2 separate regions of the Homo sapiens genome follow, and region 1 is linked to region 2. Evidence: chromatin loops called from intact Hi-C (ENCODE). Cell type or tissue: B cell. All regions are shown on one strand.

Evidence for each region. Peaks named below come from ENCODE experiments on the same cell type or tissue, not always from the same donor. Only the 100,000 strongest peaks of a DNase experiment are listed, where the experiment ranks them.
Region 1: a loop joins it to region 2, with 3 times the contacts of the local background. A loop is called at or near these places in 1 of 110 quality-filtered maps.

The regions. Positions count from the first base shown.
Region 1 is chr13:28,429,145-28,431,644 of GRCh38, forward strand. FLT1 (fms related receptor tyrosine kinase 1) reads right to left here. Exons shown (of 30, transcript NM_002019.4): 7 at 1,992-2,166; 8 at 906-1,023. Among named protein-coding and RNA genes, the nearest start is that of FLT1, 65 kb to the right of the region's middle. RefSeq lists enhancers at 743-1,142, 1,162-1,821. In B cell, no CTCF peak of the experiment used is centred here; a DNase peak (open chromatin) is centred at 967; H3K4me3 peaks cover 1,590 bases; H3K27ac peaks cover 2,410 bases.
Region 2 is chr13:28,046,838-28,049,337 of GRCh38, forward strand. FLT3 (fms related receptor tyrosine kinase 3) reads right to left here. Exons shown (of 24, transcript NM_004119.3): 9 at 1,438-1,606. Among named protein-coding and RNA genes, the nearest start is that of FLT3, 52 kb to the right of the region's middle. In B cell, no CTCF peak of the experiment used is centred here; DNase peaks (open chromatin) are centred at 1,164, 2,014 and 2,454; H3K4me3 peaks cover 1,123 bases; H3K27ac peaks cover 2,372 bases.

The DNA.
Region 1 (2,500 bases), 380 kb after region 2:
AAAAAAGATCATTTTTCTACTGCAATGGCATGAAGACATAGCACAAAGTTAAAATTTTCTCTTTAATTCCCTATTAAGTATTTGAGGGAACTGCAAACAAACACTGCCCTCATATGACATTGAAAGCCAAATCAGCTCTGGTTAGGGAGATTCTAAAATGGCGCCACATCCCTATTGTATGGATTGTTTTGCTAATCAGTTTTGTACTATACCCTTTGTTTAAAATGTAATGACTTGAGCCAAAGATATTGGCATTTAACAGTAATTTTGTAAAATGATTGCAGATCATAAACAGATTACATTGTTTTACATCAGGTGTTGTACCAGTGTTTTAAAAAACAACTGCTGAAGGAGGTTTTGAATATGTATCTTTCTAGCCAAAAAAAACTTAATTAGTTCAAATAGGCCCCATCGTCCCCCTCTTCAAATGAGTAAGTCTTGTCTCTATTAATGTTTGTTTAATTTTAAAACAGGACTGGAACTTTCAACCCAGCTGTATATAAAAGAATTATTTTCAGCATTCTCATTACAAGAGCCCACTTCTTCAGGGTTAATAGAGCATGTTACATATTCAAAATGCTTCCTAGTCATTGCTCAACACATCCCATTCAAAGAATGTTGACATCATAGGAAGGTTTAGAGATGCAGAAAGTTAGCCACAGTAAGAGACTAGACTGAAGCGAGCACTCAAACAAACCTCATCTCTCGCTTACCTTGCTACATTATTTCCTTTTCCCCAGCCCTTCTCACCTCCACCACCCAAGAATCTACAGAGTTCTGAGCTCTCTGGGGCTGTCTGAGGAACGTCTCTTGGTATTTTGTCAGGAATTCGAGTCATTAGGCTCTTGCAGCTTCCCACTTACAAAGTATGTCTTAAACTGTTATGGAAATAAGGATGGTCCTACCATACAACTTCCGGCGAGGGAAATGCCTTCACTTTCATAGAGAGCCGGTAAGACCGCTTGCCAGCTACGGTTTCAAGCACCTGCTGTTTTCGATGTTTCACAGTGATGAATGCTTTATCTTTGAAAGGAGAAGTGATACATACATTAGAAAAGAATAATTTCCATAAACAAAACCTTAGGGCCTCATTCAGGGAGGGTGTAATCAATGAGTAAATAAACAGAGCTGAATTATGATAGAGCCTATCAATGAGCCCAAATGTTGATCATGAATAGGATACTTTAAAAGCACTGTAATTGGTGAACGCCTTTCAAATCAAATGGTATCACGTCCTAGCCACATAAAACAGTGGCAGAGCAACAGAAAGTGAAACACCTTAAATATCTCTATCACAATAACAAAGAAGTGGGAAGATATTTCTAAAAATCTACCTGGCCACTATAAGCAAGGTGAGAAAAAGTTGCTCTGTACACCCTAAAACAACCAATTTGATATCAAAAATCAACTGGAGAAAGACAAAAGGAAATAAAGGCTACTGATAGAATTGTTCCATAGTTTCTGCCCTCCACACTGTTTCCTTTTCAGCAATGGAAATAAGGTCTTTAAGCATTTTCTTTATAGAATTTGCATACTGAAATTAAGCAACAGCATTAGGATTCCTTGAGAGTAAAAGCAGGAATAAAATAGCATTAATTCTAAATGATTTAGCATACCATATTTTTATTTCTCTAATTCATGGTAGTACCTGAGAAATTTTTCTTAGATAATAAAGATAAAACTCATCATCTTTTTCTGTTTTGTTTATACAGAACACTAAGAATTTCATAAATATATTAGGTTCTAACCGAATTATTAGCCATAATAAGCATCTAAAGAAAGGACTCTCTGTTCAATTCAAAAGTATTAAATGTAAAGAGTACTTAATGTGGTTTGCTTTTTGACAGGGGGAGGAGGGAACCATGGCCAAGCTGTATTCATTCATGATAATGTAACTCTTGGCCAACAGAAAACTGACTTATTTAGAGAACACAGACATCTACAATGATTAGAAAGCATAGCATGAGTTGGCAACGCTGAACTATGCTTACCATATATATGCACTGAGGTGTTAACAGATTTGAATGATGGTCCACTCCTTACACGACAAGTATAAAGTCCTTTGTCTTTGTTCTGCATTTTGTCAATAGTAAGAACACTGTAGAATATGTTGGCATGGGAATTGCTTTGGTCAATTCGTCGCCTTACGGAAGCTCTCTTATTTTTCTAGAAAGAAAATGTATAACAAATGTAGAAGGAGTGAGTGTTCATGCTTAAAGTTATATAGGATTTTAACATTTCTTAGATCATTAGTTCGACAACAGCTTCTGTTTTATACTAAGAATCATGTCAAATCCACCTAGAGCGTAATGTTTGGAAACTACATCTGTGTCTAGAGGTGCTTCAAATATGTAGCATAGCAGGATTTATTTAGCACTTAATTTTCTTCAAATACACTTTCACATATACTATCTCAATTGTTTGTCCCAACAACCTAATGAGATTGGCAGGCTGACTGCCCTTTTAGTGATGAAAAAACTGAAGGAAGTGATACCCTGGC
Region 2 (2,500 bases):
CACCCGCCTTGGCTTCATAAAGTGCTGGGATGACAGGTGTGACCCACCGAGCCCGGCCAATATAAAAATTATTAATAATATATTTTACATTCTTTTTTTCATACTAAGTCTTCAAAATCTAGTGTGTATTTTACAATTAGAGTACATCTCAATTTGGACCAGACACACTTCAAGCTCTCAATAGCCACATGTGGCTGGTGGCTACCGTACCGGACAGCACAGATCTAGACCTGTGATAGGAATCACCAAAGGTTCTCATTAAAAAAGCAGAGTCTGAGCGTTTTGCCCCAGTTTTGAGTCAGCATGTCTGGAATGGGAGCCAGGAATCCACATTTTAAACATTTGCTCAGATGATTCTTACACAGTTGTTCAACAGACCACATGCTGAGAAAGGATGATTTATTCTAGTCCATTGACTTGTTTGAAAGATAACATGTGCGTCTCAGTGTCTCATAGCCTAGTCCAAAACCATGTTCCATAGCATTAGTTTAAAGAGACAAGAGATGTCATAACTATAGAAGATATAGGGGAAAGTTGTTTTTTGTTTTCCAAAGAAGGAATGGAGAATTCCTCCCACAAGAGAATCTTTCGGCTGGGTGCAGTGGCTCACGCCTGTAATCCCAGCACTTTGGGAGGCCCAGGTAGGGTGAATCTCCTGAGCTCAAGAGTCCGAGACCAGCCTGCGCAACATGGCAAAACCCTGTCTCTACCAAAAATACAAAAAATTAGTCAGGTGTGGTGGTGTGCACCTGTGGTACCAGCTACTTGGGAGGCTGAGGTGGGAGGATCACTTGAGCCTGGGAGGTGGAGGTTGCAGTGAGCCAATATTGCACCACTGCACTATAGCCTAGGTGACAGAGTGAGACCTCATCTCAAAAAAAAAAAAAAAAAGAAAAAGAAAAAGAAAAGAAAATTTGTTGTTCTTAAAAAAAAGAATCTTGCATAGTTTCTCATACAAATCCCGAGGAAAACAACATTTTCCTTCAGCACTTACTATTGGGCTATTTCTGCATGTATTTTTTGAAAATTTAAATCAATACACCTATGAGTAATGTTTTTCTGTTTTTAAGGAGTTTTACTTCCTCAATCATCTGCAAATGTTTTAGGGGAGACTCAGTGTCCTACACACCGCACTCTCAAACAGGAAGTAAAAACTACCTTGTGACTCAGAAAATGCCAGAGAACCAGACTCAAACTAGACCAGACTAATACGGTTCTTTCTGTTTTCATGCAGCAGGTTATATTATCTAAAGTAATGGTAAGACTGCTACTGTATCCTCACATCTGCTTATTGTTTTCTTATCTCCAATTTCAACTCAATAATAGTTAAACTCATAAGTGAATTTGCTTCCATAAGTATAAAACTGTCCTTCTCAAGGGCGACAAGCAAGGAGAATTATGCTAAAAATGGTATCTTAGAGTCCTTTGTGGTCTCACCTGTATCCGTTATCAAGACCCTTTTGCTCACAAGGAAATGATTTTCGAGAGAAGGTCCACGTACATCTGATTTGTGGGTAGGCTTTAAACCTGACAGAAAAACAAAACTCTTCATATTGGTCAATTTCATAATCTTCACTTGAATTGGTAGCATTTATAAATCCCTTTTCTGTAAGAAAAAATAGGCATTTATGAGTTAGTTAATAATATTCATAGGGAAACGTATTGAGAAGATAAAATAAACTTGTATTCATCAGTTTAACACAGGAAAACTCAAGTGTTGGCATGCTGCAGGTCAGGTTGGATAATCCAAGTGAAAACCCAGGAGTCCTATCCCTAGTTCTAAGCCTGAGCTCATCATCTTTCGAAGTTAAGAAATGTTTAAAAAAAGAAAGAAGGAAAGAAAAAGAATGGGATGTAGATAATTGACTGTCTGGCCCCTGCTCTCAGCCAGCACCACTCTTCCATTGATGAGAGAGAGTAAAATAAACTCAAGGCACAAATAAAAGAGCGATCTGGCTAGCAATATTCACGAGGTTGCCTTATGGAACACTTCCTTATTAATCTGCTAAGAGCATCGCTGTATTTCTCGGCATTTTCATTATGGCTGAACGCTGTGCCCTAATCTGAGATTATTGAACTGTGGTTATTTTCAGATCCTACATACCCCACCAAAATTTCAGTGCATCTAAGGGCTTGTACTGTCTCTCAGTGCTCACTGCCCTAACAGTGCGGTTAGTTGGTTCTTAGAACTAGTATTTATTGTCCATTTTGTGTCAGGCTCTGTGTCAGGTTCTGGAACTACAAGGATAGAATGAGTTGTTCTTGTCCTTAAGAAACTTACAGTCTACTGGAGGATAAAAGTACACAAACAGATGGTCATATTACAATGTGTTATATGCAAAGACAGTGGCATTCAAGCGAGCCTGGTTTAACGGGAAAAGGAAGAGGGTGGGCAGATTATCTTTGCAAAGCTATTCTAACTCAGTTTCTTTCTTAGTGTTTGATAGTAGCATTATATTGAAATCAGAATTTGTACCACATACTTCACATTCCACACTAC